Linked DNA regions of Homo sapiens: all the other regions are linked to region 3. Evidence: chromatin contacts called from ENCODE Hi-C or POLR2A ChIA-PET data. All regions are on one chromosome and are shown on one strand. The core of a region is the stretch at or near the end of the contact, and the rest is flanking DNA. Distances in the headings are between cores, read along the strand shown. Region 1 holds the start of BAG1 (BAG cochaperone 1). Region 2 holds the start of SMU1 (SMU1 DNA replication regulator and spliceosomal factor). Region 3 holds the start of UBE2R2 (ubiquitin conjugating enzyme E2 R2). Region 4 holds the start of SPINK4 (serine peptidase inhibitor Kazal type 4).

Region 1 (3,116 bases), core at 494-2,993, 550 kb after region 3:
ACTTGGGCTAGAGTGCTATGGTGTGGTCTCTGCTCACTGCAACCTCCGCCTCCCAGGTTCAAGCGATTCTCCTGCCTCAGCCTCCTGAGTAGCTGGGATTACAGGCGCCTGCCACCATGCCCAGCTAAGTTTTTGTATTTTCAGTAGAGACAGGGTTTCGCTATGTTGGCCAGGCTAGTCTCAAATGCCTGACCTCGTGATCCACCCGCCTCAGCCTCCCAAAGTGCTGGGATTACATGCATGAGCCACTGCGCCCAGCCGAACTAGGCCCTATTTCTATAGGTGCTAAAACTAGGCTCTGCCAGCACCTTGTGCAGCAGTTGCTGCCCACCTTACCTTTGCAGGACCCTCTCTCATCTTCTTGATCTGATCCTTATACTTCACTAGCTCAGCATCCAATCGAGAAATCTTCTTGTCAATGGATTCTGCTCTACTGTCCACCTTAGGGGAAAATATCAAATGCACTGGTAGTTACTGCAATACACTTATTCCAGAAGGGGCAGGTAGAGAGGAAGGAATACAGAGGAAGAAAAGAGGAGCTTAAGGGGAAGGGTGAAAAACAGTGGTTCACAAAGAAGGGTATTCCCAACCAGAAACCCTGGGCTTTATAAATTATTCTCTTACCCCCCGCCACACTGCCCCGATTCTGATATACCAGGTAGCCTTCAAGTGGGTTGGGGCAGAAAATAATTTGAGAATCACTGAGTTGAGTTGGAATTTCCCTAGAATCAGAGACTAGCCAGGCTGAGAGTTCCTCCAAGAGGCACATGAAATGGGCCAGTGCCAAGTGAAACCAGCTGATTGTAGATCTAATGCCATTCCCTAAATCGGGGATGGTGGCTTAATCTGAGGGGCTAGGGTTCTGAGTTTTGTGTTACTGAGATCCAGGACGAAGGCACAGATATGTTGACCTAGGATATCAAGCTGAGTCCTGATGTGGACTGGGGATGACAGATGGAAGAAGGGTAAGGGATCAGGCAGGATGAGGTGGGAAGGGTGTATGGGCCTAGGGCTGGGTGAGGTGAGAGGATCAAGGCGAGAGCGAGTGGACGGGCAATGGGCATCAAAACGGGTTGGGTGCTGGCAGGGCAAGGCAGTGATGGGGTTAGGGGTTCCCTGGTTTGTGGCGTTAGGAATGACTTGGGTAACAGGGATGAAGGGGAGAAGGTGAGATAGAGAGGGACGACGTGTAAGGGGCCCAGGACCCGAAATGAAGTGGAAGAATATGGGCCCGGGGCTGGGGGTGGGCGGGGTCGGGTGTGTCAGAGGTCCTGAGCCTACTTATGCATGATCAAATGCCCACCGTGCCAATGCAGTCAGTCAGGCTGGGCGGCGGAGCCTTGGGTTTCGCTTTCCCGAAGAGTCGGTTCATCTTGAGCAGCCGCGAAGAAACCCAAACACTAGAGCAAAACCAGAAACGGAAGCAGAGTCACTCCCGCCTCGACTTCCGGCCCCTCCGTGCGCAAGCGCAATATGCCTCCTGGCGTTTCCCGATTCTTTTTCCGGATTTTCAGCCGGGTCTTCCGGGGATGGAGAGCAAAAGGACTTGGTGCTCTCGGAGAGAGCCTGCAGGGGGCGGGGTGTTGGTAGAAGGAGTGGGAGGGGTTTTACTGTAGCAAGGCGGGGCCTCAGTTGAGTGGGTGGGGCCTGGAGGCAACTAACGCGGCATAGGGCGAGGGCGGGGCCGGCAGGCCGGGGCGGGGCTGGGAAGTAGTCGGGCGGGGTTGTGAGACGCCGCGCTCAGCTTCCATCGCTGGGCGGTCAACAAGTGCGGGCCTGGCTCAGCGCGGGGGGGCGCGGAGACCGCGAGGCGACCGGGAGCGGCTGGGTTCCCGGCTGCGCGCCCTTCGGCCAGGCCGGGAGCCGCGCCAGTCGGAGCCCCCGGCCCAGCGTGGTCCGCCTCCCTCTGGGCGTCCACCTGCCCGGAGTACTGCCAGCGGGCATGACCGACCCACCAGGGGCGCCGCCGCCGGCGCTCGCAGGCCGCGGATGAAGAAGAAAACCCGGCGCCGCTCGACCCGGAGCGAGGAGTTGACCCGGAGCGAGGAGTTGACCCTGAGTGAGGAAGCGACCTGGAGTGAAGAGGCGACCCAGAGTGAGGAGGCGACCCAGGGCGAAGAGATGAATCGGAGCCAGGAGGTGACCCGGGACGAGGAGTCGACCCGGAGCGAGGAGGTGACCAGGGAGGAAATGGCGGCAGCTGGGCTCACCGTGACTGTCACCCACAGTGAGTGTCGGGCGCCAGGTGGGCTCCATGCAGGTCCCGAAAGCCCGGCGGGGTCTGTGGGTTTAGTCACGTGTCCTCCAGAAGCGTGTGACCTTGCGCTTGTCCTGGCGTCCGGAAGCGTGGGTTATTGGTTGTGTCCGTGGAACTGTCTTTTGTCCCGGGCTTGTGTCTGTACACTTTTCCATGTGGCCGGTGTATTTTGTCTCTGGTCATTTGTGCGATCCTGGGTGTTTGAGCTTCTCCGTGCTTTACGTCGTGGGCCTGGTTGTGTTTGTGTGCCCGCGCAGTTATTGTGCCCTTTGTGTCAGGCATATATTGGGCCATGTGGTCTACGACTGCTCCGTGTGTGATAAGTCAGAACTTCGTGCATGCCGGGGTGCTCCTCGTGTGCTGAGTGCCTTCTCCGTGTGCGCCGCTTGAGTTGGCCGTGGGTCCAAGCGTTGTACTCTGGGCACCCTTTGGGTCTGCCTACTGTTGGAGTTGACACACCACCAAATGAAGTCAGTACACCGGAGAGCTGAGTCCATGAGGTTTCTCTAGAACCAGCTAGGGGAGGCCCAAGGGTCTGGGAATCTGGAGACCTGGATTCTAGATCCTGCGGTTTTGAGTGACCTTGGGATGGACGGCTTCTTCTAAGAATCCGGTTTCTCCTCTGTGAAGTAGATTTGGTAACCCTGGCTCCTGCTGACCTCACGGAGCTGTTGGGGGAACCAAACCTTGGTGTAATGTACTGTACACAGGCTCCCTCCTTGCTGTCCGCATCCCTGGAAAAGAATTGGCGTCTCTTCTTCAGAAAGAAAGGCTCTGCTGTTCGTATGCATTTGTCTGTTTACTTAGCACAAATCATGGATGCACTCAAGTGTGTTCAGTGGGAGAGACTTGGAGGAAA
Region 2 (3,110 bases), core at 572-3,071, 740 kb after region 3:
TTTTAGTAGAGACGGGGTTTCACCATGTTGGCCAGGCTGGTCTCCAACTCCTGAACTCAGGTGATCCACCCGCCTCAGCCTCCCAAAGTGCTGAGATTACAGGCGTGAGCCACCACGCCTGGCCAGATTTATTATTACTGTGCTGCAAATAATTTTTACAATTTATATACAACAGCAATAAAATATTTAAAAATAGGTTTTATGTATGAAGTTCACTGATATCTCTACATTTCATTTGTCACTACAAATGTAATAATGTGTTTGACCTAAAGTCCCGTGACAGGGCGTGGTGGCTCATGCCAGTAATCCCAGCACTTTGGGTGGCTGAGGTGGGAGGATTGCTTGAGCTGGAGGGGTCGAGGCTGCAGTGTGCCACGATCGAGACACTGCACTCCAGCATGGGCAACAAAGCGAGTCCTTGATTCAAAAAAACGCAAAACCAACCAACCAACCAAAATCCTCAATTAACTCTTCCTATAAATTTTGGCTAGTGTTATGTTGGTTTTGAATGTATTAATATCCCATCAGGTATTGCATATTCAGCCTCATCTTAAATCTAATCAACTAATTACATCAAACGAAAGCAACATTGGCTGGGCGCAGTGACTCACGCCTGTAATCCCAGCACTTTGGGAGACCGAGGCGGGCGGATCACGAGGTCAGGAGTTCGAGAACAGCCTGACCAACATAGTGAAATCCCATCTCTACTAAAAATACAAAAAATTAGCCTGGCGTGATGGCAAGAAACCTGTAATCCCAGCTACTCCGGAGGCTGAGGCAAGAGAATCTCCTGAACCCGGGAGGCAGAGTTTGCAGTGAGCCGAGATCGCGCCATTGTGCTCTTCAGCCCGGGCGACAGTGCGAGATTCCGTCTCAAAAAAAAAGCAATCTTTCCAAACCAGTGCTCTTTCTTTTCTTTCTTTTCTTTTCTTTCTTTTCTTCTTTCTTTTCTTTGCTTTTCTTACTACAATCTTATCACCACTACTTTTCTTTTCTTCTTTTGAGACGGAATTTTGCTCTCCTTGCCCAGGCTGGAGTGCAATGGTGTGATCTCGGCTCACCGCATCCACCTCCAGAGGTGAAACGATTCTCCTGCCACAGACTCCCGAGTAGCTGAGATTACAGGCGCCCCCGCCACCACGCCCGGCTAATTTTTTGTATTTTTAGTAGAGACGGGGCTTCACCATGTTGCCCAGGCTGGTCTCGAACTCGCGCGCTGGGAGTACAGGCGCGAGCCACCGCGCTCCGCCCCAGCGCTTTTCTTTTTCAGTACATTTGTGAGCTGTATGGCGCCCGGTGCTTTTTTTCTTTTTCTTTTCTATCTTTCTTTTTTTTTTTTTTTTTTTTTTGAGACGGAGTTGCGCTCTTGTTTTCCATGCTGGGGTGCAATGGCGCGATCTCGGCTCACCGCAACCTCCGCCTCCTGGGTTCAAGCGATTCTCCTGCCTCAGGCTCCCGAGTAGGGATTACAGGCATGCGCCACTACGCCCGGCTAATTTTGTATTTTTAGTAGAGACGGGGGTTTCTCCATGTTGGTCAGGCTGGTCTCGAACTCACGACCTCAGGTGATCGCCCGCCTCGGCCTTCCAAAGTGTTGGGATTACAAGCGTGAGCCACCGCACCCGGCTCCGGCCTGCTTTTAAACAGTCTTCCTCCTGATGCGTATTTCTCTGGGGCAGGGGCATAAACTCCGCCCTCTGACAGCCCCTGAGGGCTCCGCCCCTACGCGAACCTCGCCCCTACTCTTCGTTCACTCTATCTCCAGAGCGGGAGCCAGACGCCGACCCAAGCGGAAGTGACGTTAGGTGTCCGCCGGAGGTGTCGTTGGTGTGTTGCGCGACTGGCCTTGAGGGAGAGCTGGGGCCTGCTCCCGGAGAGATACGGCTATGTCGATCGAAATCGAATCTTCGGAGTGAGTCCTGCGGTGGGGATGTTCGCGCCTTGCCGGGGGCCTGGAGGTTAAGGGTGTGGGGCGGAGGGTACTCGGGAGAAGGCATCCGAGAGGCCAGGGAGTGGAGGGCCATTTCCTTGCCCCCAAAGAAGCATCTTGGATCTCGCTACCTCGGAGGTGGGCCCACAGGAAAGTAGCAGCTCTCAGACGTGAAGCCCAAAACCTCGAGGGAGGTGGCACGGGTGGGGAAAACACACCTTGCAGACCTAAGTTCTGTCCTTGGCCGACTGCTGGCGCGCTGTGATTGACCAAATTAAGGATCCACTCTGGACTCCAGTCTAATTATCTGCGCAAGGGGATAGGTCTCTTTAAGCCTTGCTTCTCTCCCTGTCCAGCTTATGCAATGTGATTCGTTGTCTCTGCTTATACGGCCCCTTTGCTTTTCTCTGCCTAGCGTTTATCACTCAGTATTGTCACTGTTTGATAACCTCACCCCAAACTAGCCTTTGTCGGTGCCTAGGAGCTCCTTTTCCTTGTGGTCTCAGTGTCTAGCATACCTTAGAGGAAGAGTTAATTGCTTTTGGAATGAATGAACAACTAGCTTTTGGAATGAATGAACAACTATCAGGCCCGATCTGGCACGGAATTTTGGGTTGTCTGGGGAGAGACAGACTGGAGACTGGGCTAGAAAGAAAAATTTTCAAGGAATAGGGGATGAGAATTAGTGACTAAAGAAGACCTTAGTGTGCTTTTCCAGAACTCCATCCTCCACCTGTCCTTGCCAACACTTAATAATAATTAAATTAACAGACATAAAAATTGTGTCTGAGTGTAAGGGAGGGAGAGGACCTTTTTTGGAGACTTTTCATAGGAGGAAGGGAGGTTTATGCATTCAGCAAATACTGAAATGATGTTAACCTACTTGTCCAAGGTCACATAACTTTGATTCAAATCCCAGACTATCTTCAAAGCTTCTAGCTCTTTATGTATTCATTTCTGTTTGAAGGTAGGGAATTTGATTTTGGCTATGTCAAATGTGAGCTGTTTGAGGAGAGAGATGACTTATTTTGGGAGTGTAAAATGGAAGTCAACGGACATGTGCTAAGGAAGATAGTATCATAGCAGAATAACAGGGGTCTAAGTCTGGATACCTGCATACCTCATAAAGGGGCCATGAGAGAAAAAGACTACTGCAGGTAGCAGCAATCAGTTCCCTTTT
Region 3 (2,821 bases), core at 84-2,583:
GGAATGCAAAGTTGGCACTACCACTACCCAAGATGCCCAACAAATCCTCAAAATGTCAGGGCACTCGGCAGCTTCTGAAATGACAAGCTGGTGCCCCTCCCCCACCCCACCCCCACCCCCACCCCCCAAAAAAGAAAAGTCCAATCCAGTCGGTGCAGGTCACCCTGCCCTCTGGGGCAGTTCCAGCCTGCGCAGGGAGGGGTTCCGACCGGAGAACGAAAAAGCACAGATAGACCACCGCTCTTTCCACCCACCCTCAGCGGGGGAAACAAAGGCGGCCTCCTCCGCCCGTAGACACTACCCTAACCAGAGAGGCTCTCCGATTTCCCGGTGCAGCCTGCCCTCCCGCCCCCGCCCGAGCCCCCGCCCCCATGACAAAGAAAAGGCACTCGGCGAGCAAGGCCTTCCTGCCTCCAGGGATGGGGGAGGGGGCTGCACGGGTGAGAAGCCCCCTCCACTCGCCCGTGCTCATACTCCTGGTCCCAGGAACTGCAGAAAGCGGCGGGGAGCCGGAGGCCTCGGCCGCGGAAGCAGGGTCCGGGAGGAGGGTGAGGGTACCTTGAAGTAGCCGCCTTCGTAGAGGGTGTTGGGGGGTCCGAAGATGGCCACCTCCCAGTTGTAGAGGTCGGACTCGTCCACCAGGGTGATCCGGAAGCCCTCCACCGGTTCCTCCTGCAGGGATTTCAGCTCGAGCATCAGGGCCTTCTGCGAGCTGGTCATCTGCTGCTGGGCCATCGCGGCGGCGGCGGCGGCGGCGGCGCCGGGCCCGGGCCCCAGTCCTCACGCACCGGCCGGGCCGGACCAGGCCCCTCCCCTCCGCTCGCCCTCCGGCCGGGCAGCACCGGGCCCCGGTCTTCACACACCCGGCGGGCCAGACCAGGCCCCACACGGCCCGTGGGCCCGCCCGGGGTCCTCCTCACACACGACGCAGGCCGGGCCGGGCCCTTCTCCTCACACTCGGGCCGGGCGAGAGGAGAGGTCGAGGGAGTTAGGAGAATTCGCTACGGGTCCCGGTCCCGGGCCTCCCCCCCCCGGAGGGGGCCTCAACTTGGGGGGGGGGAGAGGAGGTGGAAGCGGAGGAAGGCGGCGGAGGGCCGGCGATGGTGAAGGGAGGGGGCCGGGCCGGCCCGGGAACGCCGCGCTCGCTCGCCCTCTCGTTCTCTTCGGGGGCCGCAGGGGCCGGAGGGCGCGCGGGGCAGGAGAGGGTGGGGGGAGAGCGGCGTGCGGGGGTCTCGCGGCGGTGGCGGCGGGGGCTGCGCGGGGGGAGGGGCGACGGCGGAGGAGGAGGAGAGCGAGAGCGCCTCGCGCCGCGGGAGCAACGGAGCCGAGAAGCAGGGAGGGAGGGAGGGAGGGAGAGAGGGAGGAGGGGCGCACGCCGGGTGCTGGGCGGCTCTCAGCGGCTGGCGGCCCGACGCGCGTGCGCGTGCCCCTCCCTCCCCTCCCCCCACCGTGCCTGGCTCTCCTCCACTACCACCTCCTCCTCCTCCCGTTTCCACGCCTCCTCTCGGTCTCCCGCGCGGTCGCGGCGCTTTGTGACGCTGGCGCGTGTCCCCCGCCCATAAAGATCCCAGAAGCAGCGGGGACCAAGGGCGGGCGCAGGGATTGCCGTGGCCCCAGAGTGACGGTTGTGCGGCTGGACGCCGCAGTTCCAAAGGCGTGCCCGGGAAGGGAACCCAGGTCTCCCGGCTCTCGGGGCCCTCCCCACTGTGGATCCAGGGGCCTCCGCAGCCATCCTGGGACGGGCCTGGTCGCTGCAGGCCCCTCCCCGTGACACCCAGTCTGCGGTCCCTCCACTTAGTAGCTACTTGATTAGGATGTGCTGACAATGTGGGTCTTTTCGGTGGGAACAGACCTTCCCGCAGGCCAGCCCACAGGCAAGTGTGCCCTTTGGCACGTTACTCACCCTGGGTGCGGCAGTTCCACGTGAGAAACGGGGTGAGACAAAAAGGTCAGCTTCTGCTTCCCTTCTTAACTACAAAGAGGAAGTTGTGAGGAAAAAGACAATAACAAACTGGGTCTCTAGCCCTTCTCATTGTGATTTGGGGCAAGTGCTCAGGCTGCCCTTCGCCTTCGCCATTTGTAAAATAAACTACTGTGGTTGAACTTAGGGGTCAAAGTTCCCTATAGGTGCTTGTGGCTTGAATGTCCACCCTGGAACTGAGGGACTTTCGAGATAATCATAACCGAAGTGAGATGTGGGGACAGTCTTTGGTCCCCCCGTGGTTCAGAATACAGTACTCCTTTCTCCTAGGAAGGCATGTCCTAGGATAACTGCCTAAAAAACATTTCCTAGAAAAGCCAGAATATTGTGAGAGTTCTACACACACAGTTTCGGAACTAGACAGATCTTGGTTCCAACCCTAGTTCCATTACTTCTCCCTGTATCATCAGTTTTTTGTTTTTTGGTTTTGTTTTGTTTGAGACAGGGTCTTGCTCTGTCACCCAGGCTGTAGCACAGTGGCGCGATCATGGCCCACTGCAACCTCCGCCTCCCAGGTTCAAGCGATTCTCCCACCTCAGCCTCCCAAGTAGCTAGGACTACAGGTGCATGCCTCCACACCCGGCTGTTTAATCAGCTTCTGTAAAAGGGGATTAATTATACCCAACACAAGCAATTGTAATGATTAAATGTATGTACAGCATTTAGCGTAGTGACTGGCACATGGTTAATGATTCATAGAAACTTGAAAGAAAAAAACTTTAAGGCATAGCTGTATTCTGGATACCACCACTACCCACCCCTTTTATTGAGACAGGGTCTTACTCTGTTGCCCAGGCTGGAGTACAGTAGAGTGATTATAGCTCACTCTAGCAGTAACCT
Region 4 (3,122 bases), core at 435-2,934, 580 kb after region 3:
GGAGGAGGGGGTGTTCAGAACTCTAAGATGTCAGAGTTTCTTTCTGGGGGATGTGGGGAAAAGCTACATTTACCCCCAGGCTGCCCTTGACCTTGACCCAAAATGCCCCCTCCTCACTCAGCCCAGGCAGTAGTCTGAAATGTGCAAAAAACAAAAACAAAAACAAACAAACAAAAACCAAACTTCTTCAGAGCAGGCTTTTCAGTGTTCCCAACTGCTCAAGGAGTAGGTAGGTGTAGGTGCCAGGCTGGGCGTAAGCAGGCTGCTCCTGAACAGGTCCCCAGACCCGTTTCCCTTTCCCCCTGTGCCCAGGTCTGTTTCCAGCTGGGGAAATGGGTGTGGGACTGGCCATGAGGTCAGTGGCCCTGGATCCTGCCAGGCGTTGCCTTATAACTTATGGCTTTTGTCCAGGCGGGTCCTAACTGGTCTCCCCGCTTCCCTGTTCAGTTTATTCTCAATGTACCAACCAGAGCAACCCTTGAAAGACATAACTCTCTGCTCAAAGCTTTCAGTGCCTCCCATTTTAGTCAGAGGAAAAGCCAAGTTCTTATGTTGGCCAACAAGGTCTTTCCCGGTACAGTTCCAATTTGCCTCTCTCATCTCCTCTCCTATCACTCCGTACAATGTCCCCTCCTGCCACACTGGTCTTACAGTACCTCAGTCACTCCAGGCATGCCCCTGCCTCAGGTCCTTTGCACCTGAGCTGTTCCCTCTGCCTGGAATCTTCTCCCAGATATCCACATGGCTTAGTCCCTCATCTCCTTCAAGCTTTGCTCAAACATCGGACTCTCAGAGATACCTCCCCTGATTTGAAATTGCAACCCCCTTCCAGTGCCCATCACCCTGCCAAGTATTTTTTCCTTAACTTTTATCAGCTTCTAACATACCGTTTAACATACATTGTAACCATCTTGTTTATTGCCTTTCCCCTTTTCCTCTACCCCATTGGATTTATGCTCCATCAGGACCGTGCTTTTTCTGTTTGGGTCACTAATCTGTCTTAAGGGCTCAGAACAGTGCCTGACATGGTAGCTGTGAGATTGCAGGGATGGCCCAGATCCTGAGAGGGCCCTGCCCCAAGTATATGTGTCCAGTCCTGGGAAAGGGCTCTGTCGTGCTCACATGGCTGCCCAAGTCCCAAACCACAGCCTTTCAGAGAGATCGGGAGCTCAGAAGACCTCGGCCAGGTCTCTCTTAGCATCCACCACCCTGCACCCAGCATACTTGTCAGTCTCTCCTGAGAGCTGGGACCTACCTGCTCCCTTCTGTCCCCACAGCCTCCAGCCCAATAGTTGCTCAGTGCAGCTTTGAACTGGAACAATGCCCTCTTTTACAGCTGGAGAAACTGAGGCCCCAAGAGGGTAGGGGACTTTGGTAATTCTGCGCCAGTCAGGATTTGAACCCAAGTTTCTTTTCTCCCAGCCCAGAACTTTCCCCAGCACAGTGGAGGGTGCATATGCAGAATGAAGGTACATGGAAAAAGCTGAGGCCTCACAGGGTGCTCCAGGCCCTGCTTCTGCTCTCACCCCAAGCTCACCTACCAACACAAAGCCACAGAGAATCCAGGTTCTGCCCACTCACCCCTGTCCACAACAAGGAGGGCAGCCAAGGCCAGGGCGATTACCCACTGGCGGACGGCCATGCTGATCCTGGGATAGTGTAGCCTGAGCTGGCTGGGGCCTGCGCCTGAGGAAGGATGGGGGCCTATTTATAGTGCCGCTCTCCTAATCTTATCTTATCTAGGGCCAGATGGAGAGACCAGAGTTAATCTTTGCACGCTGACATCCGGAAAGGGCTTGCTCTAGGTGCAGATGCTGAGCTTTTGATGAGATGGGGCTGTGGCCATGGGGCTGGCAGGTTTCCAGAGTGACAAAAAGTTTGGACAACTTGCAAAGCTGACTCCAATCTGAGGGTTGGAGCAAGGAGAGGAAAGTTGAAGTAGAAAGAGAGAGAGTTCAAGGCAGAGAGAAGGGGAAAGAGATAGAGAAAGAGAGAAAGGAAAAAAGCAACTGGAAGATGGCAGGAGGCAGAGAAGGGGGCTGGAGCCTGGATTCCTTTGCCAGTGCCTCCAGCAACCAACTCTGGGACCTCGGTAGAGCCACTTTTCTTAACTGGGCCTCAGATCACCCATGCACGAAGTGGAGATGAGACTTTTGGCTCTGCCTTTCTCCCAGGCTGCTGTGAGGATGGCGGCGGTGATAGCAGACGGGAAAACATTTTGCAGAATATGAAATGAGCTGTAAACGTAAGCAGAAATGATCATTTTTACTTACTTTTATTTCACTTATTTTTTTGTACCGCAAAGTGGGCACAACTAACAGGCAAAACAAAGGCAAAATAAAACATTAAAAGGAAGATGCCTTCTTGCTTTGCAGGTATTATGTGTTCATTTGCTTTTTTTTTTTTTGAGACAGAGTCTCACACTGTTGCCCGGGCTGGTGTGCCTGGCGCGATCTCGGCTGGCTGCAACCCCTGCCTCCTGGGTTCAAGCGATTCTCCTGCCTCAGCCTCCTGAGTAGCTAGGATTACAGGCACCTGCCACCTGCCCAGCTAACTTTTTGTATTTTTAGTAGAGACGGGGTTTCACTATGTTGGCCAGGCTGATCTCGAACTCCTGACCTCGTGATCTGCCTGCCTCGGCCTCCCAAAGTGCTGGGATTATAGGCATGAGTCACTGCACGCGGCCTCATCTGTATCTTCATAGGTTAAATAAAGACAAGATTCTTTTAAAGAAAAATCAGTTTCTAAAACTCCCCCATACTTACATAGTATACATTAATAAGTCATTTGGATATTTGCTCTCAAAGAATTTCTGATATATAAAATACATTTTATTTACATACACGTTTCTCTAATTCATTTAGATCAGTGTTTTTCAGCTCTGTCTGCAGATTGGATTTCCCTGGGGGAGAATTTACAAATACAGATGCTGAGCTTCGCTCTGAAATATTTAAATCAGAATCTGTGTTTTTTTTTTTTAAAGAAAAACTTTATTTCGAAAGATTTCAAGCCTGCAGATAAGTTGCAAGAATATTCCAATGACAAGGCGAAGGATTCTTGTTTGAGGACAGCCCCAGCCAGGTGCGGTGGCTCATGCCTGTAATCCTAACACTTGGGAGGCT

What was found. A loop is a pair of places that touch in the nucleus more often than their neighbours do. ChIA-PET counts read pairs that join two places held with the same protein, here RNA polymerase II (POLR2A). Pooled maps may share reads with other maps.
Region 1: a map of naive thymus-derived CD4-positive, alpha-beta T cell shows a loop between it and region 3 (21-fold over the local background). The contact joins the promoter of BAG1 here to the promoter of UBE2R2 in region 3. A Hi-C loop is called at or near these places in 3 of 168 maps with a recorded cell type or tissue (CD4-positive, alpha-beta memory T cell, breast epithelium and naive thymus-derived CD4-positive, alpha-beta T cell) and 10 of 50 pooled maps. POLR2A ChIA-PET finds 5 or more read pairs at or near these places in 2 of 52 experiments (Caco-2 and OCI-LY7).
Region 2: a map of naive thymus-derived CD4-positive, alpha-beta T cell shows a loop between it and region 3 (9-fold over the local background). The contact joins the promoter of SMU1 here to the promoter of UBE2R2 in region 3. A Hi-C loop is called at or near these places in 1 of 168 maps with a recorded cell type or tissue (naive thymus-derived CD4-positive, alpha-beta T cell), 1 of 37 single-sample maps with no recorded cell type and 10 of 50 pooled maps.
Region 4: a map of PC-9 shows a loop between it and region 3 (7-fold over the local background). The contact joins the promoter of SPINK4 here to the promoter of UBE2R2 in region 3. A Hi-C loop is called at or near these places in 1 of 168 maps with a recorded cell type or tissue (PC-9). POLR2A ChIA-PET finds 5 or more read pairs at or near these places in 1 of 52 experiments (T-cell).

Annotation. Positions count from the first base shown.
Region 1 is chr9:33,263,335-33,266,450 of GRCh38, reverse strand. It overlaps BAG1 (BAG cochaperone 1), which reads left to right and starts at 1,743. Exons shown (of 7, transcript NM_004323.6): 1 at 1,743-2,227. The coding sequence starts at 1,777. It overlaps CHMP5 (charged multivesicular body protein 5), which reads right to left and starts at 1,402. Exons shown (of 8, transcript NM_016410.6): 1 at 1,304-1,402; 2 at 337-441. The coding sequence starts at 1,372. RefSeq lists enhancers at 1,195-1,434, 1,965-2,554, 2,685-2,734 and a silencer at 1,615-1,934.
Region 2 is chr9:33,075,385-33,078,494 of GRCh38, reverse strand. SMU1 (SMU1 DNA replication regulator and spliceosomal factor) reads left to right here and starts at 1,821. Exons shown (of 12, transcript NM_018225.3): 1 at 1,821-1,912. The coding sequence starts at 1,887. RefSeq lists enhancers at 1,440-1,639, 1,810-1,959.
Region 3 is chr9:33,815,672-33,818,492 of GRCh38, reverse strand. UBE2R2 (ubiquitin conjugating enzyme E2 R2) reads right to left here and starts at 1,333. Exons shown (of 5, transcript NM_017811.4): 1 at 559-1,333. The coding sequence starts at 735. All of the region lies in intron 1 of UBE2R2-AS1 (UBE2R2 antisense RNA 1), which reads left to right. RefSeq lists silencers at 714-883, 954-1,163, 1,344-1,443 and an enhancer at 1,734-1,823.
Region 4 is chr9:33,238,729-33,241,850 of GRCh38, reverse strand. SPINK4 (serine peptidase inhibitor Kazal type 4) reads right to left here and starts at 1,684. Exons shown (of 4, transcript NM_014471.3): 1 at 1,582-1,684. The coding sequence starts at 1,642.